2 separate regions of the Homo sapiens genome follow, and region 1 is linked to region 2. The links are chromatin loops, found by intact Hi-C in ENCODE. Cell type or tissue: mammary epithelial cell. All regions are shown on one strand. Links, peaks and the distances in the headings refer to the core of each region. The heading gives the core; the rest is flanking DNA.

Evidence for each region. Peaks named below come from ENCODE experiments on the same cell type or tissue, not always from the same donor. Only the 100,000 strongest peaks of a DNase experiment are listed, where the experiment ranks them.
Region 1: a loop joins it to region 2, with 15 times the contacts of the local background. A loop is called at or near these places in 66 of 110 quality-filtered maps.

The regions. Positions count from the first base shown.
Region 1 is chr4:99,108,255-99,123,987 of GRCh38, reverse strand. The region is part of intron 1 of LOC100507053 (a long non-coding RNA gene); the gene reads right to left. ADH4 (alcohol dehydrogenase 4 (class II), pi polypeptide) reads left to right here. Exons shown (of 9, transcript NM_000670.5): 9 at 1-330. Among named protein-coding and RNA genes, the nearest start is that of ADH5, 27 kb to the right of the region's middle. In mammary epithelial cell, for the core only: a CTCF peak has its summit at 5,678 (motif pointing left); no DNase peak of the experiment used is centred there.
Region 2 is chr4:99,456,289-99,472,021 of GRCh38, reverse strand. No RefSeq gene overlaps it. Among named protein-coding and RNA genes, the nearest start is that of ADH7, 29 kb to the right of the region's middle. In mammary epithelial cell, for the core only: a CTCF peak has its summit at 8,955 (motif pointing right); DNase peaks (open chromatin) are centred at 8,221, 8,961 and 12,811; H3K4me3 peaks cover 148 bases; H3K27ac peaks cover 2,628 bases.

The DNA.
Region 1 (15,733 bases), core at 2,369-10,368, 350 kb after region 2:
GCCTGTTGAGGGCAGGGAGTCGGCAGAGAGAGAGCATCAGGAAGAATAGCTAATGGATGCTGGGCTTCATACCTGGGTGATGAGATGATCTGTGCAGCAAAGCACCATGGTACATGTTTACCTATGTAACAAACCTGCACATCCTGCACATGTACCCTGGAACTTAATAAAAGTTGGAAATTTTTAAAAAGAATGAATAAGACCTGGTATTTGATAGCACAACAGGGAGACTATAGTCAACAGCAATTTAATTGTATATTTTAATATGACTAAAAGAGTATAATGGATTGTTTGTAACACAAATAAATGCTTGAGGAGATGGACACCCCATATTACATGATGTGATTATTACACATTGCATGCCTATATCAAAACATCTCATGTACCCCATAAATATATACACCTAATACCCACAAAACTTAAAATATAAAATGTTTTAAATAAAAATAAAGAAAAGATTTCCCACAATAAAAAGATTTTTACTGGAAAAAAATCACTATATTTCACATACATGTGTACATATATACATTATATATATATATACACTATATATATGAAATATATAGTAATTGTGATTATGTGTGTATATATATATTAATATATACACACATATATACATAAAACATTATTATATACTTTGTGTTCCAATAAGCCACAAGCTACTTTTTAAAAATAAGTTGCTAAATAATTTTCTTTTTAACATCTGCTAATTTCTTTTCTCTTAGCCCCACTCTATCATTAACTGCAATCACATGGAAGGAGATATCAGAATCTATTTAAGTGAATATTTTAAAAAGAATAAAAGCATATCTACTCTCTCAAGTTTCTATCTCTGTAAAATAACTGCCCTTTCATCTTTGATAATTTTTTTTCTTCAACTTTTAAGTTCTGGGGTACGTGTGCAGGATGTGCAGGTTTGTTACATAGGTAAATGTGTGCCATGGTGGTTTCCTGCAGAGATCAACCCATCATTTAGGTATGAAGCCCAGCATCCATTAGCTATTCTTCCTGATGCTCTCCCTCCCCCTACCCCCCTCAACAGGCCCTAGTGTGTTGTTTCCCACCATGTGTCCATGGATTCTCATTGTTCAGCTCCCATTATAAATGGGAACACACAGTATTTGTTTTTCTGTTCCTGCATTAGTTTGCTGAGGATAAGGGCTTACAGCTCCATCCATGTCCCTGCAAAGGACATGATCTCATTCCTTTTCATGGCTGCATAGTATACCATAGCATATATGTGCCACATTTTCTTTATCCTATCTATCATTGATGGGCATTTGGTTTGATTCCATGTCTTTGCTATTGTGAATGGTGCTGCAATGAACATACATGTTCATGTATCTTTATAATAGAATAATTTATATTCCTTTGGAGATATACTTGGTAATGGGATTGCTGGGTCAAATGGTATTTTTGCCTCTAGATCTTTGAGGAATCACCACCCTGTCTTCCACAATGGTTGAACTAATAATTTACATTCCCATCAACAGTGTAAAAGCATTCCTTTTTCTCTGCAACCTCACCAGCATCTGTTGTTCCTTGACTTTTTAATAATCACCATTCTGACTGGCATAAGATGGTATCTCATTGTGGTTTGGGTTTGCATTTCTCTAATGATCAGTGATCTTTCATAATTTTTACAACACATAATGTTGAGCTTAATGATCTGCAATTGGCACTAATTAATACTATTGATCTGTAACTGGCACTAATTAATGCTATTTTCAATAGTCAATTAAAAGTTACAAAAATTGATGTACTTATAAAATAATGTAGTAAGTAAACTTTTATAGTTATAAGATTTAACAGATAAAAAGATGTATACAAAAATAGCAAAATGGAAGGTTTCAAGTTATTATACTCGAGATGTTACAATGAACAGTTTAAAAGGACAACATAGAACCTAAATGCCCATCAGTGATAGACTGGATAAAGAAAATGTGGTACATATACACCGTGGGATACTATGCAGTCATAAAAAGGAATGAGATCATGTCCTTTGCAGGGACATGGATGGAGCTGGAAGCCATTAACCTCAGCAAATAACGCAGGAACAGAAAAACAATCATCACATGTACTCACTTATAAGTGGGAGCTGAACTATGAGAATACATGGACACATCATGGGGAACAACACACACTGGGGCCTGTCTGGGGGGCAGGAGGGAGAGCATCAGGAAGAATAGCTAATGGATGCTGGTCTTAATACCTAAGTGATGTGTTGATCTGTGCAGCAAACCATCATGGCACACGTTTACCTATGTAACAAACCTGCACATCCTGCACACGTACCCCAGAACTTAAAAGTTGAAGGAAAAAAAAAAGGATCAGATAATAATTTAGATCAGAGTAATAAAGACTAGCTTTCACCTTGGACCAGAACTTAAAATAAAAGTTGAAGGAAAAAAAACAGGTAAGATACATAATAATTTAGATCAGAGTAATAAAGACTAGCTTTCATCTTGGAGCAATTTCTGAAACCTATCAGTTTTCTTTAAAATGATTTACCACGTATTGAATTCTGAGAGAAGATAAACATCTTTGAAAGTTTTGGCTGAAAGGATAGTAATTAATATCTCAAAGTAGAAACTTATATTCTTGCTTATTTAAGATTCTCTCTCATTAGAAATGGAAGCCAGACACTTTATCTGTAAATGCTTTCTTTGTTGGCATTGTGGGACTAAAATGCACCCCACAGGTTGTTGGCCTTTCTCATGCAATTCCCTATATCAGTTCTTTTCTCTCTCCTCATCCCTTTCCTCCTTTCCTTTGCTTCAGTGAATCCTTTCTAGATTCCATTTCAGACCCACCTCTTTTTCAGATCTTTGCAGCCACAAAGCTGTTCTCACTCCCTGATCTCCTTTGATGCTCGGTGTTTTTAATCAAAATCCTATCACACGCCGTTTCCATTGCTAGTTTTTCAAGTACATGTTTGTAAAATCCCTGAAGGCAGAACGATCTTTGAATCCATCCCTCTATCAGAGATGGTCGATAAATATACGTTGCTTGATAACAAAATTCTATCCTCGTGTGTGAATAGTTCATATTCACCCTTTTGAATGGAATTTTTCCAAAACATTTTCTATATTTCCTTTTTTTCCTAATTAGATAATCCCAAATCTAATCTTAACAACTCAGAATAGTCATTATTGAAATGGGAGAGTTCCCTGATCCCCCTCACAGGATGTGCAACAGGGGTGTGACTCGCCTGTTCAGTCACCATTGCTCAAACCCCTGACAAGAATGCGAGCATGCAGACTGGCAGGTGCAGGAGTCAGGGCGAGTGCTTCGGGCTCCGGCCCCACAGTAGTGTCCAGGGGTGGGTGCCTGCAGCCCCAGTGTTACAAGGTTCTTTTAGCCTTGCTGTCCACAGACAACATAACTGTTAACCAGCTCAATGGACCCTCTGCTTTTTTGCAAGGGCAGAGGGCCAGTGTGACAACTTTCTGTATCCCAAGCTCTTGCCCAGCATCCAGGAAGAATTAGGTTGCACACAGACTTGAAGGATGAATGCAGGGTTTTATTGAGTGGTGAAGGTGGCTCTCAGCAGGATGGATGGGGAGCTGGAAGTGGGGATGGAGTAGGAAGATTTTCTTCCCCTAGAGTTTGGCCATCCAGAGGCCAAACTCCTCTCCCACCGCCCCCAGCCTAACTCCTCTTGGTGTTTAGATGTTCCTCCTCTTCTCTCTTTCTCTGCCACATCATTCTGCCATTCATCTGCTTGTTTCCTCATCTCCTCATCTGTTCATCTGCTTCTAGAGCCTGAGGTTCAGAGTTCATATGGGTACCAGATGGGGGGCATAGCAGGTCAAAAGGCAACTTTCAGGGCACAAAAACAGAAATGCCCATTCCCACTTAGGGCTGAGGGTCTCCAGACTTGAGGGTGGGGCCTTTGCTGGGGAACCACCCTCTTCTATCCAGTATTTCCCTGTCTCTTGTCCATATTATTATGATCATTAATTTTTATGCTAAATTGTGATTCAGTAGTCTCAGTCTCTCTCTACTGCCCCCCACCCTCTGAGCAATCACTGCTGCAGTAAATGTCCCTGTCTCTATCAGTCTTCTAATTTTCATACCTAGTTCTGCGATTCAAAAAAAAATTCTGATTATCCTTGGCAGAGCTGTTAGAATTGTATATAAAATCAATGAGACTGAGCAAAGTGGCTTACATCTGTAATCCCAGCACTTTGGGAGGCTGAGGCAGGACAATGGCATAAGCTCTGATGTTTGAGACCAGCCTGGGGAACATAGCAAGACTTTGTCTCTACTAAAAATAAAAGTAAAAATGAAAAATAGCTGGGCATGTCAGTGTGTGCTTGTAGTCTTAGCCACTTGGGAGGCTGAGGTGGAAAGAGGATCACTTGAGCCCAGGAGATCGAGGCTGCAGTGAGCTGTGATTGCACCACTGCACTCCAGCCTGGGCGACAGAGCAAGACCCTGTCTCAGAAGCAAAAATAAAACTGAGAAACCCCAGAGTGAGATGCATGGAGTTTAAGGCTTCACCTCCATCATTCCTTCAGCAACAGAGGCTTTTTTTCTCCTCCATGCACCCAGTTGAAATTCCTAGTAATGTATAGTATAATTTTTGTTTTGTTTTGTTTGTTGTCGTTGTTACTGTTTAAGACAGAGTCTCTGTCACCCAAGTTGGAGGGCAGTGGCACGATCTCTGCTCACTGCAATCTCCACTTCCCAGGCTCAAGTGATTCTCCTGCCTCAGGCTCCCAAGTAGCTGGAATTACAGGCCGTGTGCCACCACCCCCAGCTAATTTTGGTATTTTTAGTAAAGATGGGTTTCTGCCATGTTGCCAAGGCTGGTCTCGAACTCCTGGCCTCAGGTGATCTGCCCGCCTTGGCCTCCCAAAATGCTGGGAGTACAGGCATGAGCCACTGCACCTGGCCAATAGTATAATTTTTCAAAATGCACATCAAATGCCTAAGTTGCTCAAATATATCTCTTTCAAAATGAGGAATGAATGCTGAATCTCTATATGATACTCCAGAGAAAACAAAAATCATACATCAATGATGCCATTGGCAATATGTAGAAAACCTCCAGTTAAGAACTATGCTTCAAAGGCATTTTTAAAAGTTTGTAAACTACTGACAGTTGTCCACTTTTCCTGAGTATTCTCATTCATTCTTCACTTAAAGAATATTGCTTTTTGAAAGAGTAGGGGCAACAAAAATTAAAATATTTCAAAGGAGTCAAGCCAGTGAAATAAAACTGGAATGGAACTTGACCCCTCCAAAGGAAAAAATCAAAAGTGGTAATTTAAAGGTTTGATGGAAGATCTACCTTCCCGTGTTCTAAACACTTCATTAGAATTACCGCTCCCCCTCCCACAATGCTCTGGACCAAACATTGAAAATCTGTCCAAGGCATATAAGCCATGGACCTTCAGTATGTTAAAGATTATTAAACTTTCAGGAAAAAAATTATATTGTTCAGTATAATAAGATACATGGGTCTATGTAAAAAAAAAACTTATTTTTTGGTCTGAAATTATTACAAACACTTAAGAACACCAGTTAATACGGTGCACAGTAGTTGAATTTCGAAGGCAATACAATCACAGTATATTACTCCGAGAAGAAAAAATTATGCAGTTTTAAGATATATTTACAATGCCTTCAAACATTGCTTTTCAAATGCTACTACAAATGCTACTATAGTGCCCTCTGGTGTTTTGTTTTGTTTTGTTTTGTTTTGTTTCGGTTTTTTTTTTTTACGTTTTTCCATCTGCTAAATCTTATTTTCTTTGAGAAAAAGAATTTGCAAAGAGATAAAATAGCATCTTTCACTTATATCGTAGTTGACATTTAAGTATTTTCATACATATTATTTCATCTGAAGAGCTTCTTGAGGGCAGGACTATTTTCATATTCTTTGAGAGGCTTGCAGAGAGCAGGCCTCCAGCAATGCACCTTGTGAAGCAAGCAAGAACTTCACTGAATGAATCCTGTATTACAGGGAAAACAGGCAGTATTTTTCTTACTGGTTTATGAGAATCATAGCACCTGCAAGCTGAACATTATCTTAAGGATGAATGGGAACAGTAGGAAAATGTCTTTGTTCTTAGGGGATACTTGCTGAAGAAGATAGCGGTGAATTTCATGAGTTTTGCAACTTCCTTTCAAATGGTTCATCAAAAAAAATGTGTGATCGGGGAGTCAAGATGGCCGAATAGGAACAGCTCCAGTCTACAGCTCCCAGCATGAGCGACGCAGAAGATGAGTGATTTCTGCATTTCCATATGAGGTACCGGGTTCATCTCACTAGGGAGTGCCAGACAGTGGGCGCAGGACAGTGGGTGCAGCGCACCGCACGCGAGCCGAAGCAGGGCGAGGCATTGCCTCACTCCGGAAGCACAAGGGGTCAGGGAGTTCCCTTTCCTAGTCAAAGAAAGGGGTGACAGACGGCACCTAGAAAATCGGGTCACTCCCACCCCAACAACGCGCTTTTCCGACGGGCTTAAAAAATGTCGCACCAGGAGATTATATCCCGCACCTGGCTTGGAGGGTCCTATGCCCACGGAGTCTCGCTGATTGCTAGCACAGCAGTCTAAGATCAAACTGCAAGGCCGCAGTGAGGCTGGGGGAGGGGCGCCCGCCATTGCCCAGGATTGCTTACGTAAACAAAGCAGCCGGGAAGCTCGAACTGGGTGGAGCCCACCACAGCTCAGGGAGGCCTGCCTGCCTCTGTAGGCTCCACCTCTGGGGGCAGGGAACAGACAAACAAAAAGACAGCAGTAAGCTCTGCACACTTAAAATGTCCCTGTCTGACAGCTTTGAAGAGAGCAGTGGTTCTCCCAGCATGCAGCTGGAGATCTGAGAAAGGGCAGACTGCCTCCTCAAGTGGGTCCCTGACCTCTGACCCCCGAGCAGCCTAACTGGGAGGCACCCCCCAGTAGGGGCAGACTAAAACCTCACATGGCCGGGTACTCCTCTGAGACAAAACTTCCAGAGGAACGATCAGACAGCAGCATTCACGGTTCATGAAAATCCGCTGTTCTGCAGCCATCGCTGCTGGCACCCAGGCAAACAGGGTCTGGAGTGGACCTCTAGCAAATTCCAACAGACCTGCAGCTGAGGGTCCTGTCTGTTAGAAGGAAAACTAACAAACAGAAAGGACATCCACACCAAAAACTCATCTGTACATCACCATCATCAAAGACCAAAAGTAGATAAAACCACAAACATGGGGAAAAAACAGAGCAGAAAAACTGGAAACTCTAAAAAGCAGAGCACCTCTCCTCCTCCAAAGGAACACAGCTCCTTACCAGCAACAGAACAAAGCTAGATGGAGAATGACTTCGGTGAATTGAGAGAAGAAGGCTTCAGACGATCAAACCACTCTGAGCTACAGGAGGAAATTCAAACCAAAGGCAAAGAAGTTGAAAACATTGAAAAAAATTTAGATGAATGTATAACTAGAATAACCAATACAGAGAAGTGCTTAAAGGAGCTAACGGAGCTGAAAGCCAAGGCTCGAGTACTACATGAAGAATGCAGAAGCCTCAGGAGCCGATGCGATCAACTGGAAGAAAGGGTATCAGTGATGGAAGATCAAATGAATGAAATGAAGTGAGAAGGGAAGTTTAGAGAAAAAAGAATAAAAAGAAATGAACAAAGCCTCCAAGAAATATGGGACTATGTGAAAAGACCAAATCTACGTCTCATTGGTGTACCTGAAAGTGATGGGGAGAATGGAACCAAGTTGGAAAACACTCTGCAGGATATTATCCAGGAGAATTTCCCCAATCTAGCAAGGCAGGCCAACATTCAGATTCAGGAAATACAGAGAATGCCACAAAGATACTCCTCGAGAAGAGCAACTCCAAGACACATAATTGTCAGATTCACCAAAGTTAAAATGAAGGAAAAAATATTAAGGGCAGCCAGAGAGAAAGGTCAGGTTACCCACAAAGGGAAGCCCATCAGACTAACAGCGGATCTCTCGGCAGAAATTCTACAAGCCAGAAGAGAGTGGGGGCCAATATTCAACATTCTTAAAGAAAAGAATTTTCAACCCAGAATTTCATATCCAGCCAAACTAAGTTTCATAAGTGAAGGAGAAATAAAATACTTTACGGACAAGCAAATGCTGAGAGATTTTGTCACCACCAGGCCTGCCCTAAAAGAGCTCCTGAAGGAAGCACTAAACATGGAAAGGAACAGCCAGTACCAGCCACTGCAAAATCATGCCAAATTGTAAAGACCATCGATGCTAGGAAGAAATTGCATCAACTAACGAGCAAAAAAACCAGCTAACATCATAATGACAGGATCAAATTCACACATAACAATATTAACTTTAAATGTAAATGGACTAAATGCTCCAATTAAAAGACACAGACTGGCAAATTGGATAAAGAGTCAAGACCCATCACCGTGCTGTATTCAGGAAACCCATCTCACGTGCAGAGACACACATAGGCTCAAAATAAAAGGATGGAGGAAGATCTACCAAGCAAATGGAAAACAAAAAAAGGCAGGGGTTGCAATCCTAGTCTCTGATAAAACAGACTTTAAATCAACAAAGATCAAAAGAGACAAAGAAGGCCATTACATAATGGTAAAGGGATCAATTCAACAAGAACAGCTAACTATCCTAAATCTATATGCACCCAATACAGGAGCACCCAGATTCATAAAGCAAGTCCTTAGAGACCTACAGAGAGACTTACACTCCCACACAATAATAATGGGATACTTTAACACCCCACTGTCAACATTAGACAGATCAACGAGACAGAAAGTTAACAAGGATACTCAGGAATTGAACTCAGCTCTGCACCAAGCAGACCTAATAGACATCTACAGAACTCTCCACCCCAAATCAACAGAATATACATTCTTCTCAGCACCACACCACACCTATTCCAAAATTGACCACATAGTTGGAAGTAAAGCTCTCCTCAGCAAATGTAAAAGAACACAAATTATAACAAACTGTCTCTCAGACCACAGGGCAATCAAACTAGAACTGAGGATTAAGAAACTCACTCAAAACTGCTCAACTACATGGAAACTGAACAACCTGCTCCTGAATGACTACTGGGTACATAACAAAATGAAGGCAGAAATAAAGATGTTCTTTGAAACCAACGAGAACAAAGACACAACATACCAGAATCTCTGGGACACATTCAAAGCAGTGTGTAGAGGGAAATTTATAGCACTAAATGCCCACAAGAGAAAGCAGGAAAGATCCAAAATTGACACCCTAACATCACATTTAAAAGAACTAGAAAAGCAAGAGCAAACACATTCAAAAGCTAGCAGAAGGCAAGAAATAACAAAAATCAGAGCAGAACTGAAGGAAATAGAGACACAAAAAACCCTTCAAAAAATTAATGAATCCAGGAGCTGGTTTTTTGAAAAGATCAACAAAATTGATAGACCACTAGCAAGACTAATAAAGAAGAAAAGAGAGAAGAATCAAATAGACGCACTAAAAAATGATAAAGGGGATATCACCACCAATCCCACAGAAATACAAACGACCATCAGAGAATACTACAAACACCTCTACGCAAATAAACTAGAAAATCTAGAAGAAATGGATAAATTCCTCGACACATACACCCTCCCAAGACTAAACCAGGAAGAAGTTGACTCTCTGAATAGACCAATAACAGGATCTGAAATTGTGGCAATAATCAATAGCTTACCAACCAAAAAGAGTCCAGGACCAGATGGATTCACAGCCGAATTCTACGAGAGGTACAAGAAGGAACTGGTACCATTCCTTCTGAAACTATTCCAATCAATAGAAAAAGAGGGAATCCTCCCTAACTCATTTTATGAGGCCAGCATCATCCTGATACCAAAGCCTGGCAGAGACACAAACAAAAAAAAAGAGAATTTTAGACCAATATCCTTGATGAACATTGATGCAAAAAAATATGTGTGTGTGTGTGTGTGTGTGAGAGAGAGAGAGAGAGAGAGAAAGTAAGTGTGGCAAAAAATATTGGTACACCTAGGTGAAGGACATAGAGATGTTTATTGTACTATTTTTCAGATTTTGAAATCTTGAAATTTTTCAAAGTAAAAAGTTGGGTGAAGAAACATGGATGGTTTCCAACTCCAAATGCAATAAAGAAATCACTTTTTAAAATATGTCTGGCAGGTCAGCTAACCTTGGGCTTAACACATACACAGGCCAATTTCTTCCTTATGGCTAAATCTAAGCTCTGCCTTCCTAGTTCTGCTCTCTGGAGTATCACAGAGTAAGCCTAGTCCCTCGGAGAGTTGAAGACAATTGGCATGCCTCTCCCCTACTCTTCCCACTACCACCAAGTCCTCTTTATTCCTAATTAAATGTCTCTAAGTATAACTTAAACTCAATATTCTACATACAGTCTGAATAACATCCTTATTTGGAAAAATATGCCAGTAAATGCAGTCTCTATGTATTCTCTTGCCAGCCATCTCCTATTGTTGACAAATATTGAGCTTTATAAAATTCCTAAATATATCCACTCTGAAATGCTATTAAACCAGACTGCTCTTATTATATAACTTTATTTTTTAATTTTTTTCTTTCATACCTCTTAGGCACTATTATTCTATAACTTTAAACCCAAGGATAGGCCAGGCACGGTGGCTCACACCTGTAATCCCAGCACTTTGGGAGGCGGAGGTGGGCAGATCACAAAGTCAGGAGATCGAGACCATCCTGGCTAACACGGTGAAAACCTGTCTCTACTAAAAATACAAAAAATTAGCCGGGTGTGGTGGCGGGCGCCTGTAGTCCCAGCTGCTCAGGAGGCTGAGGCAGGAGAATGGAGTGAACTTGGGAGGCGGAGCTTGCAGTGAACTGAGATCCCGCCACTGCACTCCAGCCTGGGTGACAGAGTGAGACTCCATCTCAAAATAAAATAAAATAAAATAAAAAACCCAAGGATAGACCATTTATCTTCTCTGAAGTTTCAAGTTCTTTTTGAAAGAAATTATAGGTAAACAAGGTACTTAATAATATAGAAGAAAAACAATATCATCCTATGTTTTGGTATTAAATAACTTTTTATCACTTTCTCCATTTCTGACAATAAAATTATCTTCTATAGACCTGCTTATAATATAGCTAATAAAATTTCAGAAGCTGGCCTTAAAAATAAATCTTTATAATTAACCAAAGAAGTCTGAGAAAAAGGATGTCCCTTCTCCTTGCATCTATGAAAAGAGAAATACAATTCTGCATCATTAACTATTTCAAAAAATCTGATTTGATTAGGTAATAAATTAAGAATGTTCCAAAAAATATCCATTTGTTCTCAGCAATATGGAGCTGTGTGAATATTCATAACTGTTACTAGAACACCTTCTGTTCCTTACTAAAAAGAAATCCATTCTCTGTAAATGTTATTTGAACCAAAATGTCTTATAAGACTCTAAAGTGTTAGAAAGTGTTGCTTTGTCCTATGAAAATAACCTCCAAAAAGAATCTGTAATTCTGATTGTCTTACTGACAAGGTTTTGACCTGGGAAGAATGTTGTAGGAATACATCTCTGTATTTCTAAGCAGTATTTTAGTTTTTCTGCTTAGTTAAAAGAAAGTCATTAGCATTTTCCTTTCCCCCTACATGCATAATGGAGTAATTTAAAGCTTATGCCTTAATTTTTTAAATCTCAGAGTCTGAGTCTATGTTTAATTTATATTAATAAATTCATGGATGATAGTAGAAGTAGAAGCATGACAGAGCCAGAAAACAATTCTATATCCAGAGTAAGTGTTGGTCCCAGTGAGAACAAATTTCTGCCTCCTCCATGATGAAAGAGATCAAATGTGACCAACCTGTCCCATAGAAACTGTCTACTCCCCTTGAGTTATTATACCATACTGGGGACCCAGGGTTGGTGGTGCTACTTCTCAATCTGGTATTCAGCAGTGGCTGAGCTAGAACAGCCTTGACAAGAAAGTATCTATGATGTTGGGTCCATGCTTATATCCACGGCCACTACGTTTACAAGCCCACTGAGCAAGCAGTTGGATGCCCTGCTCAACAACATCCCCAAGGTGGTCATCTTGTTCACCTAATTATTGACAATGTCCTTCAAAATCAGACCTTTTGGTGAGAAGCACATGGAACATAATTTTCCTCACTCAGTGACCATTACAAAAGGTCCATCACACCGCTACTCCAGATTTCCTTGTTACCAATCTTACAATCATATTCCTTCAAAGTCCCTGATCATCTGACCAAATCATAAATTACTACCCATAAGTCAATGTAGATCTTTACTTCAGGTGATTTCATTCCTGTCCAAGAGGGCTCACAGAAATATAATGCTTGAAGTTCTATACCCCAGCAAGATTTTTCCAAGTCTGCCACTATCAACTACCAGGATATTGTGCAGAGCATTTCTAAACCAAGCTATAATTCTCTTCCTGCTCTTTGAACTGCTTATAGGAAATTCCCCCAAGGAGAGGAAGTGAAGGAAGAGTGTGAGTTAACTCTTCCTTCACTTCCTCTCCCAGCACCTTTGGGACCTGCTGGGATCCAGTTTATATATATATGTGTGTGTGTGTGTGTGTGTGTGTGTGTGTGTGTGTGTGTGTGTGTAGTGTATATATATACATATATATACATATATACCTATGTATATATATACGTATATATACATATATACATGTGTATATATACACATATATACCTATGTATATATACGTATATATACATAGGTATATATATACATATATATGTGTATATATATATACGTATATATACAAATATACACAGAGAGAGAGAGAGAGAGAGAGCCCACTCAGATAGCACAGATATATCACTTCCACTTGATAATAGTATTCTCCTGGGCATGTCCAGCCTTATAATTCTGTGGATCAGGTAATACCCAGTTCACAGTGAGAAACTCAGGTAGCACAATCACCTAGTGTGTCTCATAGCCAGGCATTTAATCACAACAGGACTGAAACAAGCATTACTTTGCTCTAAAACTCGAGGTTCTCCATCATGCTTCTATTATTGGACCTTCCCACAGGTTACATTCAACACCTGCCACAGACACTTAAAAACCATTCATTCCCGCCGGGCACGGTGGCTCACACCTGTAACCCCAGCAATTTGGGAGACCGAGGCAGGCAGATCACCTGAGGTCAGGAGTTCAAGACCAGCCTAACCAACATGGAGAAACCTCGTCTCTACTAAAAATACAAAATTAGCCAGGCATGGTGGCGCATGCCTATAATCTCAGCTACTCGGGAGGCTGAGGCAGGAGAATCGCTTGAACCCGGGAGGCAGAGGTTGTGGTGAGCTGAGCTGAGGTAGTGCCATTGCACTCCAGCTTGGGCAACAAGAGCAAAACTTCGTTGCAAAAAAAAAAAAAAAAGAAAAAAGAAAAGAAAAGAAAACCATTTATTCCATAAAAGGAAGGCATCAGAGTTGTTCTTGTGACAATTTAGGCCAGCTAAAGAGACTTCTTCTGCTCTAAGCTCTGCTCAAAGCTGGAAGTCTTTTAAGTTACATTATAAATAGGTGAGAACTCCCCCAAAAGGAGGCTCCCTACACTGATTGCCTATTCATCAGCCATTCCTCATTTCTCCCTTAGAAAGAGAACCCCAATTCTGTTCAAGAAACAGGCAATAATGAGCTCAGGGAAGATGGGACTCTCCCAGTGCTCCAGGAGATGATCCATGATTAGTCTAATTCTATTCCCATTGGTAGTGACTGATTTGGAATGAACATGTGACTCAGTTCTGGTGAATGAGACATAAAAGGAAGTCTGCTGGAGGACTTTTGGGAGCCATTTCCCTCTTTATTAAAAAAAAGCAGGGGAAGGAGTAGGGAAGGGTGAAAAGAAGACTCTTCCCTTCCTGCCCTTGGATGCTGTCATGTAAAAACATGACAGGCCAGAGTTGCAGCAGCTGTCTTGCAACCATGATGGGAAAGACAAGAAAATGGCAGAGAAGCAATCTAGGGCCCTGGCATCACTGAAAAGGAGAATTTATCAACATCCTCTAGACTTTTGGTTGTGTGAGATAATAAATCTTCATTTTTGGGGGGACAACCCCCTTTGGGTCCCCTCCCATTGTATGGGAGCTCTGTTTTCACTCTATTAAATCTTGCAACTGCACACTCTTCTGGTTCGTATTTGTTATGGCTCGAGCTGAGCTTTCACTTGCCGTCCACCACTGTTTGCTGCCATCACAGACCCGCTGTTGACTTCCACCACTCCAGATCCAGCAGGGTGTCCGCTGTGCCCCTGATCCAGTGAGGCATCCATTGCCACTCCCAATCAGGCTAAAGTCTCGCCATTGTTCCTGCGCAGCTAAGTGCCCAGGTTCGTCCTAATAGAGCTGAACACTAGTCGCTGGGTTCCACGGTTCTCTTCCGTGACCCACGGCTTCTAATAGAGTTATAACACTCACCGCATGGCCCAAGGTTCCATTCCTTGGAATCCATGAGGCCAAGAACCCCAGGTCAGAGAACAAAAGGTTTGCTGCCATCTTGGGAGTGGCTCACCACCATCTTGGGAGTGGCCCACCACCATCTTGGGAGTTCTATGAACAAAGATCCACCCGTAATATTCGGTGGCCCGTACGGGGATTCTTCAAAGCGGTGAGTAATAATTTGCTCGCCATTCTGTCCTATCCTTCCTTAGAATTGGAGGAAAATACCAGGCACCTGTCAGCCAGTTAAAAACAATTAGCATGGCCACTGGACTTAAGACTCAGGTGTGAGGCTTCCTGGGAAAAGGCTTTCTAACAAGCCCCAACCCTTCTGGGTTGGGAGCATTGGTCTACCTAGAACCAGCTTTTGCTTTCACAATTTTCCTGGGGAAGCTGAGGGTTGACTAGAGGCAGAAAGCTGTTGTCCCAAACCCCCAGCATTGGATGGTCGAGATTATGGTGCAGCCAGAAGTCTCTACTCAACAGTCGCCCATGCGTGTGCCCCTACCTCTCCTTCTGACCCATACCTCCTGGGTCCCAACCACAACTTTCTTGAAAGTGTAGCCCCAAAATTCTTCTTACTTCTGAATCTACTTCCTCTGATCCCTGCCTCCTAGATACTAATGCTTCAGACTTTCACTTCCTCTCCCAAGTATTAGAGCAAGTTGTATCTCTAAAGGGATCTAAGGAAGCTCTACGCTGTGTCCTTGGGCACCTAGGCTATGAATCCAGGGAGTTTTATCCCTGGTGTTCCTCCCAATTTAGGCATGCAGCTCTCGACATGGGCAGTTATGTGGGACCCGTTCCCCACCACCCTTGCCAGGGCCTTAGAACTGATAACCCAGTACTTTAACAACTGGAACTGGGTCTACAACATAATATATCAAGATGAAAATGAATTGAGTAAATTAAAGGGAGGCACATATTCCTATAGCGGCAAATGGGGGCAACAAGTGAACGACCCTCCACTGTGTTTCCAAAATCCACCTACAGAGACAGAGAGGAGAGAGACAGAGAGAGACAGAGAGGTGGGGGTGGTGGGTAAGAGAGGCAGAGAGAGAAAGAAAGAGAAAGACAGAAGTAGTAAAGAAAAAACAGTGTGCCCTATTCCTTTAAAAGCCAGAGTAAATTTAAAACCTATAATTGATAATTGAAGGTCTTCTCTGTGACCCTATAACACTCGATACTACCTTGTTGTCAGTGTAAACAAGGGCGTAGCCTGAAAACACTGAGACCACTAACAACTCGTAGCCTTCCTATCAAAAATCTTTAACCCAGTAACCTGCGGATGGCCCAAATGCATTCAATCTGTAGTGG
Region 2 (15,733 bases), core at 5,295-13,294:
TATGGAAAATCTGACCCTTGTTTGATCCCTAAAGGAAATATATGCAATCAATTCAAGTAGGTCTCTTTAATTACTAAAATTTCATCCTATACCTCCATTCATCTCTCATATGTGCTTTTATGGTTTGCTTTACTAAGCTTTGATGGTATTTGTGAAACCATGGCTGATGACACCACCAGATTTACCTGTAAAAGAAAACCAATCTACCAACTCCCTAACACAAGCACCTTCACTGAATACACAGTGTTAAGAGAAAGTGCATTTGTCAAAATTGATCCTGATGCTCCACTAGAAAAAGTATGTTTGATAGGCTGTGGATTACTTGCAGGAAGAGGGCAGGAATAAATAATGCAAAGGTAAGGATTTAGATTGGCTTTTTTCCATCACAGTCTTTTAAAGCCTCCATCATAGGCTCTTGCATTTAATGTATACAAGAAGTAAACCAAGCTCATCTCTGTGATGCCTCCTTCAGGCCATCCTGTTTAAAAAGCTCAAGGCACAAAAGAAAGGGGGGTAGGAGGAAGAGATGTATGCCCAAGACTGCCATTTTTCAGCTTTTATGGTTGCCTTCTTTTCCCCCATTCTAGGTTTAATGGTTTTATAAATTTTCACAAAATGAAAGGAAGGAACAAACACATAATGTTACAAGTCAGGCTTCCTTGTTGCTTAGCACATTTGAGAATACACAACTTAGTTTATACCACTTAGTATTTTACATTTACTTATTGCATTTTTCTTTGTTTTCTTGCATATAGAAAAGAATGCATGGAAAACAGGAGTAAAGGGAAGTGTTGAGAGTGGGATAGCAACTCATTAGGATTCTTGGAGTTCTCTCATAAAGTACTAGCAAAATGGTAGCATCTGTTCTTAACTGGTATTTTTAGGAGATTATCATTTAGAAAGCTTGCTTTTTGAAGAAAACTGGAATATGAAAAGTAAAGAGTTTGCTGGTCTTCTCTTTTGGTATAGGAAATTTAAATACCCTCATATACTAGTCTGGGCTGTCTTAAAGTGGAGAACAGAAAGGGAAAGAAGACAGCTCTTTCATTTGTCCTTTGTCTACAAGAATTTCTGCTTACAACATTTGGGGCCAAATTTTAAAGGCCCAAATAAATCTATCAAGAAATAAAACCCCCTAATACTACTGATTTTTGCAACTCTCAAGTCTGACACAAATTCATAACTTTATAAACTGCCTATGCTCCATTGGTAACTGGGCATTGTGTATGCTCAGTTGACTACCATGAATAGACAATCCCCCAAAAGAAGTGACACTGAACTAATGACTGAAGGTGCTGACCATTTCTGTCTCAACAGAAATTGCCTGAAGGGCCAAGGGCTTCTCAGTCAAGAAGTTATTTTTTTAAAAAAACACCCTTTTCAGGAAGATTGCATAAGTTAACTGGCTTTTTTTAGTGCAATAATGGAACCTAAGTGTTGTCCTCTTCTAAACAAAGGTAAATAGGTTCGGGTTAAAGATAACAATTCAGCTACCTTTTGTTGCCCTTTCTCATTTTTATGAGCCTTAGTCACATTTCGTACCCCCTTCCAGTTATTTCAAAGGAGAATAAAGGCTTTATAAGGAATGACAGTTACTAAATAGATTCTATGGATGCGTACTTTATTAGAATTGTTTAGCCTAATCATTAGAATGGAATCATTTAGAATCATTACATGTGTATCCTTGGTTAAAGGAGATGCAGTCAGTACAGATTTTTATGTGCATTTCTAGGAAATTCTTAGCCACATATTTCTGTTTTTTATGCATGGCAACCTCATAAGTAGACACCAAAAACTGAATCACAGTGGCTGGGTAAAATAAAATTTTTGCAGCTTCCTTCATGTAAATATAATGCCCAAAGGGAGAAAGTTACATCGACAGCTACTGCTACTCAACTGGTCTTCAACCTAAAAAAGAAAAATTGGAAACTGCTCTCCAAGCCCTTAGGGGAATCATAATTTTGACAATTCTAATACTAGTTTCTGACATTCCTATAAGAAATCTTTTCCTCTGTTGTCTAGAGATTGGTAGTACATCATATAAAGCTCTCAAGTTCCTTTCAAAGGAAAGTGTTATTTGAAAGATTTAATAATTTAAAAAGACAAATTGACCAGAAACATCACCTCCCTTTCCCAGTGGAATGGGGTCCACTCACTTTCTCAGCCTGCATTGCCTTTGGATGTCTGTGTCTTCTGATAATTTAGGTCAAATTCTTTCTAACTTGTACTGTGTTTGGCCTGGGTGAAGTTGGTCTCTTTATTATTATGGGTTGCAAAGCTACTGGTGCTTCCAGGATCATTGGTATTGACATCAACAGAAACAAATTTAAGAAGGCCATATCTCTGGGAGCTGCTGAATGTTATTAGTTCCAGGGATCTTGAGAAGCCTATCTGACACGTGCTCATTGAAATGAGTGACAACATAGTATTTGAAGTTACAGGCTTTGTTAAAACCAAGGTGTACTCCCCCCTGTAATTTTTAAGATTGCAGATTTTATGGTTGGGCAACCAATATGATTTGGCTGTGTCCCCCCACCCAAATCTCATCTTTAATTTTAGCTTCTATAATTCCATGTGTCATGGGACAGACCCAGTGGGAGGTAATTGAATCATGGTGGCAAGTCTTTCCTGGGCTGTTCTGGTGATAGTGAATAAGTGCCATGAGATCTGATGGTTTTATAAAGGGGAGTTCCCTGGCACAAGCTCTCTCTTTGCCTGGTGCCATATGAGATGTCTCTTTGCTTTTCCTTTGTCTTCCACCATGATGGTGAGGCCTTCCTAGCCATGTGGAACTGTGAGTCCATTAAACCTCTTTCCTTTATAAATTACCCAGTCTTTGGTATGTATTTATCAGCAGCATGAGAATGGAGTAATACAGCAACCCATCAGTTGCTGGGAATCTGGCTTTTAATAGCCTCTCAGAGTTGGGACGAGGCCTTTAAGATGATCTAATCCAGCCACTATGTAAGAGCAGGGAATCCCTTTCTTGCTGTTGCTACATTAACACTTCCAGTGAGGGGAAATGTCACACAAGAAAAGGCAGCCATTGCCCTTTCAGAAAAGTGGCAGTTTCTCATGTTCACCCTTTAGATAGCTCTCTCCTTCCTCAATGTATCCACAATCAGAAAGATAGGTTCTTTTAGTATCCCAGAATATAATTTGCCAGCATTCAAACCTACCACTTGCTATTTTACCATCATTTGACCTGTATTAGAATTTGTTTCTTAATGTTTAGTCTACCCATGATCGACCTATCAGAGTTTTCCTTACTGAAAAGATGTAAGAAAAATGACCTGAGTAATTCTGCTTTCTCTAGCTACTCTTTTCTCTTCCTTTTTCCTTGTTTGAGACATAGCATTATAACATTAACCACATTAAAAGCCTCCTTATTTGCCCTTAACTTTTTTTTAAAAAAAGAAAGTCTCAAGTCATTCTTTTGGTCTTTAGTTTTGAGACACTGTTCTTATAGGTCCCGAGACTCTATTTTATTATCCTGGATAGCAGGGCTCTCCTTTAATTTGTTGTTCTCTTCTTTGAGAAGTCTGTTTTAAGAGCTCTAGTGCAGCCATGTTGGAATCGTTACATGTGTATCCCTATTCTTCCTCACAGAGATCATTTGCAGAATCCATTGTCAGAGTTTCATCCTTTAAATATTCCTCCCCTTTGAAACAACTTATTGTCTTGAGTACATAGCCATGGGCTCTAACCTATTTTTCCTAAACTTTAAAAAATTTGGCCTTTACAAAGCTTAAATATAAGTCTGATTCTTCTTAATGTTGCTTCCTTGATGATTAGGAAGGAAATCATCTAAGATGACATGGTCATTTCCATCCTTCATCTTACTACCAAATAACGTTCCCTATTTGCATAGAGTTCAGTCAGGAAAAAGAGTTCTTTTCATTGCTCTTTGAGTTGGTTGGAAAATGCAGCTGTCAGCAAACAAAGGCAAAATGAGACTTCCAGCACATATTCAGTTAGTCTCCAGCACTGCTATTCATCACTGAGCCTTATCTCTATGGTTTATTTTGCCTTTTGATTCTTTGTTGAAGTGCTATCCTCTGCACTTAAACTCAGTTATTGAAACTTCGTAGGGATCTTCTAGGTGCACAGAACATTTATTTTTATTTGTAAGTAATTTTCTCACAAAAGGGGGTTATTTTAATGGACAGATTGTGATAAAAAGAGATTATTTTAACTAATGGGAGGAGAGTGGTTTTGCCAGGGATTGCTAAGCAGGAGCAAATCTGACTCCATAATTAAATGCTGTCTTTATATGAAAAAGTCTCTCTTTTTCATTCTCTGACCTTAAACAAGTTGACTGCCCTGAAATCCTGCAATAAGAATTATGGAAAATGTATGATTAATGGAATAGTTCCTTTTGGAACACACTTCATTTGATCCAGTGCTGCTCTTTTTTGGAAAAATAAATAGAAAGGCTCTCTGGAGGTTAAGGCACTAAGAAGACAATAATTTCTAGTATAAATGTGAACATAGCCATACATAATTGATGTCTTTCCAAAACCCAGATTGCTATTTTACCTGATGAAAAGTATTTTTAAGAAGTTTAAAAAACAAAACTAACAAAACACAAAACAGTAAAATGTGAAGGAAAGATTTTAGCTGCTGTGAGTACCATTCATCTTCACGCCTGGCTGCAATCGATGTCAAGAGAATTCCTCACCAACTCCCATCTGCAGGATGTGTCAACACAGTGGTTTAAGCAGCCTCCACTACCACACCTCCAAGAATTAAAATAAAGGGAAATAACCCATCAGCAGTCCAAGAATTAACATAAAATCAAGGCTTAAAACATTTTGGTGGGGTGAATTGTTTGAAGGTTAACACACAGACAAACACACACACACACACACACACACACACACACATTTTGGCTGTCTTAAAAATAAAAGAGAAAAGCAAAAGTGGGTACACGTTCACATATAGTTTCCAAATCTCTTCTAGTCAGAGGATTCTCTTCTAGACTTCATCATAATTTTCTTTCAGCCACTAAAGGTTTTATAATCATTTTTCAATAGCCAGGACACCCAAGGGTATTTAATCATCAACAGATACAACATGTTCCTATAAATGGAAGAGAGAAAATTCCTTAAAATAAAGGGTACTATATATATTCTATACCTTATGGGAAAAGGCCTGAAAGAAAATTCTCCAAAATGTTAAATGTGTTTTTTCTGATTTCTTTTCTTTTCTTTCTTTTTTTTTTTTTTAAGACAGGGTCTTGAGACCAAGCTGGTCTGAAGCTCCTGGGCTCAAGTGATCCTCCCGTCTTGGCCAACCAAAGTGCTGAGATTACAGATGTGAACCACAGTGGCCAGCCTAAATGTGGTTTTTCTGGGCATAAAGAGGACGGCTAATTTGATTGATTTATTTTAGTCTTTATTTTCTAACTCTTCTCCATGAGTATATTATTGTTTTTTAAAAATTTATTTTTAAACTGGACAGCAAAAACTTTTGTTTCTTTAATTTTTATTCCTTTCTTATTCATTTTTTAGTTGTAAAAGTAATATAAGAATAAATTTTCATTATAAAAATTTAAATCACATAAATGTAGAGAATATAGAAACTATAGAGGCATAGGGTCCAATGAGGTAGCCACTAGCCATATGTGGCTATTAAACACTTGAAATATGGCTAGTTCCAATTAAGTTGTGCTATACATGTAATGGAAAATATTTGATTCATACTTTTTGATTTAATTACATGTTGAAATAATATTTTGGGATATACCTGGTTAGATTAAATATGTTACTGAGATTAATTTCACCTGTTCCTTTTTGCTTTTTATAATGCAATAACTAGAAAATTAAAGATTAAATATAAAATTCACCAGTAAAATTAAATATATAGTCAAATTCAGAATATGCCAATACTGTTATGGTGCTTTGTACATCTCTAGTATAAAGATTAAAAGTCAAAACAGCCAAAAATAACTACACAGGGGGATTTATTCCTGGTATGCAAGGCTGGTTTAATATATGGAAATCAATCAATGCGATACATCACATTAACAGACTGAAGGACAAAAATCAAATGATCATATCAATTGATGCAGATACAGCATTTGACAAAGTTCGAGATTTTTCTTGATAAAAACTCTTAACAGTTTAGACATAAAAGGAAACTTCCTCAACTTAAAGGTCATCTATAAAAACTCCCAGCTAACATCCTAATCAATGGGGGAAAACTAATTAATTGTTCTTGATAATACTTTTAAACAAGAAGAAGAAATAAAAGGTACCCAATTTGGAAGTGAAGAAGTAAAATTATCTCTATTTTCAGATGACATGATCCTATATGTAGAAAACCCCAAAGGCTCCACCAGAAAACCGTTAATATAATAAATGAATTTAGTAAAGTTGCAAGATATAAAATCAACATACAAAATTTGTGACATTCTATATACAAATAATGACCTAGCTGAAAAAAAAATCCCATTTACAATAGCATCAAAAAATAAAATAAAATATTTAAAAATAAATTTAACCAAGATGGTGAAAGACCTCTACAAGGCAAACTATAAAACAGTTAAAGAAATTGAAAAGAATACAAACAACTGTAAATACATCCCATGTTCACAGATCAGCAGAATTAACATTGTTCAAATGACCATACTACTCAAAGCAATCTACAGATTCAATACGATTCCTACCAAAATACCAATGACATTCTTCACAGAAATAGAAAAAAATTATAAAATTTCTATAGAACTACAAAACCCTCAATAGCCAAAGCAATCCTGAGCAAAAGAAAGAAACCTGCAGGTATCACAAGATCTGACCTCAAAATATACTACAAAGCTATAGCAACCCAAATAGCATGATACAGGCATAAAAACAGACACATAGACCAATAGAACAGAACATAGAGCCCAGAAATAAATAAATCCAAATATGTATGGTCAATTAATTTTCAACAAGGGCACCAAGAAAACACAACGAGGAAGGGATAGTTTCTTCAACAAATGGTGCTGAGAAACTGGATTTAGTCCCAAAAATAAATAAATGGGACTATATCAAACTGAAAGGCTTCTGCACAGCAAAGGAAAGAACCAACAAAATGAAAATGCAATCTACAGATTGGGGAAAAAATACTTGTAAACCATATACCAGATAGGAGGTTAATATTCAAAGTTTATAAATAGCTCATACAAACATATATAACCCGGTTTTAAAATGGGCAAAGGACTTGATGTAGACATTTGTCAAAAAGCACATAAAAATAGCTAATGGATACATTAAAAGGTACTCAACATCCCTAATAATTAGAAAAAAAACAAATCAAGCCTGGGCGCAGTGGCTCACCCCTATAATCCTAGCACTCTGGGAGGCTGAGGCGGGCAGATCACTTGAGGTCAAGGGTTTGAGAGCAGCCTGGCCAACATGGCGAAACCCTGTCTCTACTAAAAATACAAAAAATTATTAGCTGGGCGTGGTGGCAAATGCCTGCAATCCCAGCTACCTGGGAGGTTGAGGCAGGAGAATCGCTTGAACCCAGGAGATGGAGGGTGCAGTGAGCCCTGATCGCGCCACTGCACTCCAGCCTGGGTGACAGAGTGAGACTCCGTCTCAAAAAAAAAAAACAAATCAAAATTACTGTGAAATACATCTTTACACATCTTAGGATAGCTATTATCAAAAAGAGAAGCAACAGAATGTGTGGGTGAGGGTGTGGAGAAAAGGGAACCCTTGTACACTGTTGATGGGAATGTAGATTGGTGCAGCCATTATGGACAACAATAAGGAAGTTCCTAAAGAAATTACAAATAAAGCTACCATATAACCCAGCCATCCCTCTTCTCTTGGCTTGCTGGCTTACTGTGTATTTCTCAACTCTGCCTCTATTTTCACATGGTCTTCTCCATCTCTCTGTGTTATCTCCTTTGTGTGTCCTAAAAGGATACAGGGTGTTGGATTTAGGGCTTACCAAGATAATATAGAATGATCAAGAGATCCTTAACCTAATTAACATCTGTAAAAATCATTTTCCCAAATAAAGTCACATTTATAGGTCCCAGAGAATTAGTATATGAACATTTTTTGGGTGTCCACCATTCAACCCAGTAGAAGGTGACTGTAGGATCATGGTTCTTTTAAACAAAGTAATGTGGCAGGGGAATTGAAACCCAAAAACACGTGAGCAAGTTCACCAGTGTCGCACAGAAGCCAGTGGCAGAACTGGTTCCATGTTTAGAAAAAATGGGAGAAGTGGTGCATCATCAGCCTGAGAATGTTGACAGATTCTCAAAATTCACACATATGAATGAGCTCTTTGTTTCTCATTTTTCTGCTCCCTCAGCTGAATAAAAAGGACAGACAGTGGAAATGTTTCCTGAGCTCCTTTAGGGAATCTTAGGATGAGTGACATTACTTTGGATTACCAAAGTAATGCAAAGTATTATGCATTTACTTTTTCCAGTCAGTGGGTCTAATTACTATCAGCTGTTATCAAGCAATATCTTAGGTTTATTTCTGTTAGAACTCAAAATGGAGCACTTCTGAATACATAGTTCTTCTGGCTCTGAGAAGAGATATTTCAATTCATTGAGAGAAGTGCTGTAATTTAAGTGTTGATAAAAGAAGTTTAAAGAGCATTCTCTGCCATTTGCATATCCATATTAGATATTTCACAGATACTGAATAGTTAAAATGATAGTTGGTTTATGATTTAAAAAAAGCTTTTAAGGAAAAATTACTGTAGGGTGTGACAAGAGAAAAGACAGCAAAAAGGCACTGGAATGCCTACTTTTAAAAATAGCTGATTATGTACTATCTAAACTTGTCAAAAGAATATATCTATATCAGGGTGGCTTTCTGGAGTGGGAAGAGAAATTCAAGATTCTTTTCAAACCGATGTTAATCTAAGTCTACCTATATATTCTCTTCTAACATCTTGTTTCCAGTCACAGGGTTTAAGTGCTATATTCACCACTAGGTGGTGGTAACACACCAGGCACAGACTTCACGGTGCCCAGTCAGCTAGGGAAGAGGTGGAACACAAGATTGGAGGCAAGAAAGGCTGTGGCCATTTACCTCCCTAAACTAAAAACCCTTAGAAGGTAAAAGTAAAGGCTACTATATAGCCCTTTCGATAAGACATTATTGATAAGTTGGAACATTCTGCAATACGTTACTTCCACTGACATAATTGACATTTTGCATCCTACCTCAATAATTGACATTCTGCAACCTACCTCAATAATTGACATTCTGCAACCTACCTCAATAGTCTTCCATTTTTTCTTCACTAAAGTTAAGCTATAAATACTTATAATAATACATCCCAAGATAAGCAGAATTAACAATTAAAATAATCCCTACAAAAATGCTTTACAAACTCACAAGTGCCAGAGAAATATGGAATATGCTTGGCCCTTAAATTTTTATTCAAGGATGAGAATATTTAGAAGAGTCCTTCTCGCTCTGGGAATACCAAAGGATCACTTGGGGACTTTTTGCAGCAGATTCTCCAGATATTTAGGTGGGATTTACCCTCTGTGATAGTTCAATAAATATTTACTGAGTGAATGAGTGACTTAATGAATGAATACATAAGACAAGTGTGGAGTTGGTGAAATGAAAGGCACTGACTTAGAGATAGACTCTTATGGCTGGACAGTAGGCTGTGGGAAAGGAGGGCAAGGGAAGAGGGGGAGACACAAAGAATCTCCAGTCAGTGACAGGCACTGTCCTTCCAGAAAAGTTGGAATTTGGGCAGTTGCAGTAACCCTGAAGCACCTGGATGTTAACAGACCATGTGCAGAAGTCAGCAGTTTGAGAGTTTCCCTCTGAGAATACTGAGTTTGTTAATATCTGGTACCAGGGCTTTATTCCAAGTTGAAGAGGCGTCTCCTACTTCTAATCTGTGGCTGGTAACCCTGCCTCAAGGATAAATATTATCCTCCTAACCCTAGGATTTTCTAAGTATTTGCTTTCTCTGAAGATATGTTGGTCCTCTCTGGCTATGGACTAGAGGAAACCTACAGGGCATAGCCCAGGACCACCTCTGTCCAGGACAGTACCAATGACCCTTGGAATAAAGAGTTTTGGCTCTTAACCCAAACATCAGAAGCACCTGAGGAGCTTTGCAAAATCGTGTAGGCTCTGAAGTCCAGCCAACAGTTTATGTTTGAAAAACCTTCCCTGGTGATTGATAAAGACCCAGGGTTGAGAAAAATAACTAGAACCAGGCCTCAAAGACTTGCTCTAGGGCCAGAGGGCACTGACCGCTCCACCAATGCCCTGTCACCCTGTTCCCTGTCATGTTGGGTTTATACAATACTGAGTTTTCAGTAGCTTGACCAGTACCAGAAATGTTACAGTATTAAAGGCAAATTTGACAGCCCAGCTGCTCATTTATGGTCGCCTGGGGGGACATCCTTTTCTTTTTCCTAGAATAATAATATTAATAGCTAATTGAATGATCACAATGTTCTACACTCCATTAAGCAATTTACATGCATTTATTCCATTTAACCCCCACAATCATCCTACGAGGCAGGAACTTTTATTACCCATATTTTACAGGTGAGAAAATTGAGGCTTATAAAGAAGTTGTGGATGGACCACTTAGTTTGGAAGGTGGCAGAGTCATGACCAGAACCAACTTGCGTTTGAAACCAAAGCTTCTGTTCCTCCAGAGCACATATTTCTGTTATCTATGGAGGCAAGCTTCATGAAATAATCTGACTGATAATATCTATAGGTTATTGAAACAAAATCCAATGCAGTCTGGAAGGAATAATAGTAGAAAATGTAACAATCATTGTGTCATTTCTGGCTTTAGTAGGAAATAAATAGGTGGTGTCATCAAGGTGAGTTATTGCAAAGAGTTTAAGAGATTATTTATAAACCTATGGATAGCATTTTGTAAAAGCAACCAGAAAGGGTCTAGGACCCTGGAGCTGGTATGTGTGGGAGCAGGAGAGGAAGCACTTGCTGGAAGCTGGAGAGAGGCAGGGCTGTATGAAGAGGGCCTCAGGACAGAGATTCATTGGATAGAGGGAGCCAGCCAAGAGGTGTCTGGGGAATAAATACCCCAACCTGATTCTGCCTCATTCTGTCCCTGCACTCTGTTTCCCAACCTCCAACTGACACCTCCCTTGGCCAAAATGCAGCCAAGGGGCAAGAAAGCCCTGGACTAGTCCACCTGAGTCAGTTAGCCCACCCAGTTACAGAGCAGGATGGATGGGGGACCAGGGAAAGGAAGTTGGTGCTGTCCAGAAGACTTACATTGACTTAAAATATATCTTTAGGGCCGGGCACGGTGGCTCATACCTGTAATCCCAGCACTTTGGGAGGCCGAGGGAGGTGAATCACTTGAGGTCAGGTGTTCAAGACTAGCCTGGCCAACATAGTGAAACCCCGTCTTTACTAAAAATACAAAAATTACCCAGGCATGGTGGCATGCACCTGTAATCCCAACTACTTGGGAGGCTGAGGCAGAAGAATCACTTGAACCCAGGAGATAAAGGTTGCAGTGAGCTGAGATCGAGCCACTGCACTCCAGCCTGGGTGAAAGAGTGCAACCCTGTCTCAAAAAAAGTGCATATATATATATATTATATATCATATATATACAGATATATATCAGAATATATATATCTATATATCAGAATATATATTCTATATATAATCTTTAGGTACTTTGGTTGAAAAATGAAAGGTATTACCCTCCAAAATAATGATTAGCAATCACAAATAAAACTGTCCTAGTAAGTACCTATTACAGTGTGCACTTTAACTTCATTATGTTATTCTACATTTATAATACCTCTTTAAGACATGCCTTATTTACTGGGTCTCTGAAAAATGCAGTACCTTTTTCAAGGTACATAGTTAGTACCTGGTCAAGCTTAGATTCTAACTCCAAAACCTGTTTTCTTTTCACCATGAAACACTGAAAATGAACCAAACTGAAAATGACTAAGCAAATAATTTTATCTAGAAAGACCTAAAAGAGTAAGAAGAAAAAATATAGTTAATATTTTTAGATAAATCATTTTTATAACATGATAATTCAAAGTATTAAAAACATTGATGTTTCTCAGTCTTCTCTCATTTTTCTCTTTAAAAGGAACTACTCCAATATGATAGTGCACTCAAAATAAGTTAATAATTGGCCTGTCTTGCTGAATCAATTTAGACTTACCTAATTTGTTTTGTTGACTTTCACTCCTCCACTGGGGTGGATGGAGAAAGCTACATTTACACAGGGCTATGTTTTAACATAAACTGAGGTGGGGTTCCTGAAGCTGGGCTCTCCAAAGGAACAGAATAGGCAGCATATAGTGCAACCATGGTATGACTGCCTCAGACTGACTCGATGCCTTTCTCAAAGTCCCAATAATAGAATCAATCTTTAGCTGGCACATTTCCTAGCGTGGTGCCATTTTAATCCATGAGCCCAAATTCGTTGGTCAGATGGGTTGGCGAGCTCTCTCCTCACACGGAGCAAAACAAGAACAGAAGGAGGGATATAAGTCAGGGGAGAGGATATAAGAAAGACCTGGATCTCAAAACATTTCAAGGAGGGAGCTCTACTTTTGAGACCCTGTGTTGTGTGAGGCAATCTAGCGGGCAGACAAGGCAGAAACCAAGGAAACAGGAGATTCATGACTAAACATGCATAATTATATATGGCACTAGCCACAGGCAAGAGTCATTCTGTGAGCTCACCTGTTCCCAAGCCCATCCCAGATTCCAGTGCTCTTGCCTCTGAATTAATACAATACTCCTTGTTTGATTAATTAATGTTAGCTGCTTATCGTCTTACGAAACTTTTCATAGGACAATGTCTTATGTTTTCTGCCCTACTGTAATGTGTCTTTTATGTTGCACATACTACAATGTTGCGCCACTGTTAGGATAATCGGTAGCTAAATGAATGAGTGGAATGAAGGAATGATAGTTAAGAATCTTTGCAGACTAGGGCAGAGACAGGAAGGTGTTGGGGGAGTCTGAAACAGGAATCAGGTTTCACCTCACAGCGTTCCTTAGGAATGATTGTTCATTCAGACAACTCCAATTTCCTGGTTTTCTTCTTTTGGTTAAAATGTGTACACCTCTTCTCTCAGAGTCTGTTCCCTGGAAGCAGCTCATCTTCCTCGGCGGCTGTCCTTTACCCCAAGGCTGTCCTCACCTCCTGTGCTCCTCGGCCATGCCAAGAGTCTCCAGGCCTCTGCTCCTTTATTTTTCCAGCTGTGGGGGGAAATTACCTTTTGTGAAAAGTAATACATAGAAACAAATAAGAAACAGTAAAATCATTTAATATATTGATTATTTCTTCTTGTGATGACTTACTGGATTAGAAAAAGAAATACAATGTATACTTTATTTCCAAGAAAAAGTTTCTGCATTTAAATATCCTAAGAATTCGAGTCCGTACAGGATTTGGAATCCAGATTTGTGACTGTTATAGAAGAGAAGGTTACATACGTGGTTTTCAAAATTGCTTTAGCCATAAAATTCTTACCATTCTTCCCTTGTGCTGTCCCTGAGGGAATCAATAAAGAACATGTGAAATCTGTTTCTAGATGATTGGAAAAGGTAGAACTCCAGACAGTGCCAGTTAGTGGGGTGCTAAGTTAGTTGGCTATCAGGCTGAGGAGATATGGAATCACTGGCTGTTAGATTTAAGTCAGTATTATGATACACATTGGTGGGGGATAATCTATTAATAGTTAGAAATATTGGTCTTGATAAAGTCTGGATTCAGATTCCACTGCTGCTTAGCTGTGTGATATTGGATTAGTTACTTAACCTCGCAACCCTTCAATTTACTTATCTGTGATATGGGAATACTAATATCAACCACTTCATAAAGTTATTTCATAAAAATGAAACGATATAATGCATGTAAAGCTCTTAGCCCTGCATCTGGCACATGGTAAACATTCAATAAATATTAGCTAACATTTGTGTAATCATATCTCTTAACAGCTTGAATTGATTTTCATTTATGCATAGTGCAGAAAGCTTATTGTCCAATACAACTCCAAACTACTTTTGATGACTTTAGTTGAAGTCCACCAGGGAGACACCTGAAATCAAAGAAAGATTTGGGTTTATTTGCTTGTTGTAACAAGAGACAACATGCCTTTGGGAACTGTAAGGTATCTCATAAGAGGATGCCAGAAAGAAGTTATTATAAGAGTTGTGCTTGTGTTAGATGAGTCTGCAAAGGGTTTAAGGAAGTGGAGCTTTGCCTGGGATTGGATGCTGTCAGGAAGCAGGGGCAATTCTATGATTGGGCATTTTAATAGCATTTATCAAGAAGGCAAGAGTAATAAAGTGGAAATGAACCTGTAATTGGTAAAGAAGCAGCAGTTACTCATTTAACCAGATACTGTAGTTATCTTTTCTGTGCAGCAAATTATCCCAAAACTTAGCAGCTTAAAACAACCACCAGTTAGTTGTCTCTCACTCTTTCTAAGGATCAGATATCCAGGAAAGGATTAGCTGCGTAGTTCTGGCTCAAGGCGTTTCTTGAGGTCTCACTGAAGCTGTCAGCTGGAGCTGCAGTCCTAGAAGACTGGGGCCAAAGTTGAGCTTCCAACACTTTCAAGTGGCTGTCGGCAGGAGGCTCCAGTTCCTCTCTATAGGGCTGCTCTGACATGGCTTACCCCATTGTGAGGAAGAAGAGAGCGCAGAAGGAATAAGGTCCAATGAGTTTTATGATGGAGTCTTAGAACTACACATTGTCACCTCCACCTGATTCTATTCATTAGAATCAAGTCACTAAGTCCAGCCACCCAACAGGAGGGGAAGCTCTACCTCCTGAGGGGAGGAGGATTCAAAAACTGCAGACATTTTTTTCACACTTCCACATTAGGGAAGTATGATGTTTTGTCACTTTTGTGATTTGAACAATGATCATGTATGTAGACATATGTGTATGCATGCTCTGACATGATTACAGAGTGGCCATGTTTTTCTTAATCCATTATGGTCACACAGCAGATTTGTGTAATGTTGGTATTTGGGAAGTTATTTATGTTTAACAAAGAACATCTGAACTTGCTGTGAGTGTCAGATCAACTCCTGGATATCAGGGACTGATTTATTTCTCCTTACTGTCCATAATAATTTCAACATTAAGGACTGTTGCCCTAGACACAATGATATGGCTCGCAGACCATTTTCCATGTATTTCTTTTCTACTCGAGTAACAGAATCTGAGCTTTATTTGGCATACATCTCAAGGCAAGTATCCCCTTCCCTGCTGCTAGTCTAGGTTTCACAGGTGACCTAGTTCTGGTGAAAAGTGGTAAAGGGACATCGCCAGGATGCTTTTTGGGAAAGATTGCTTTCCATGAAAGAAGGAGGCATGTGAATGGGAATGTCCTATTTAGTACTTTTCTGGATTTTTGTGTTTGTGTGAGGATGAGATGTTTGCAACTGCAGGCGCCATCTTGCTAGAATGAGAGGAAGGACAAAAGCCAGCCCAAGGTCCTGACATCACTAGGGCCCTAGACCAAGGCCAGCAATCACCAAACTCTAAACTTCTGGCTAGTTTGGATTTTTTTAAACACACACACACACACACACACACACCATTTTATTTAAAGTATTTCTGTTCCTTGGAAGAAAAATTTCTAACTGTCATAAAGAATCTCCTCAAGATAAATTTGATTGTTTCCTTTAGGAATTTTGTATAAAACAAAGAGAATAAAAATTGTTTCTATGAAGAAACAGGAAAGCTGCCACTTTGTACA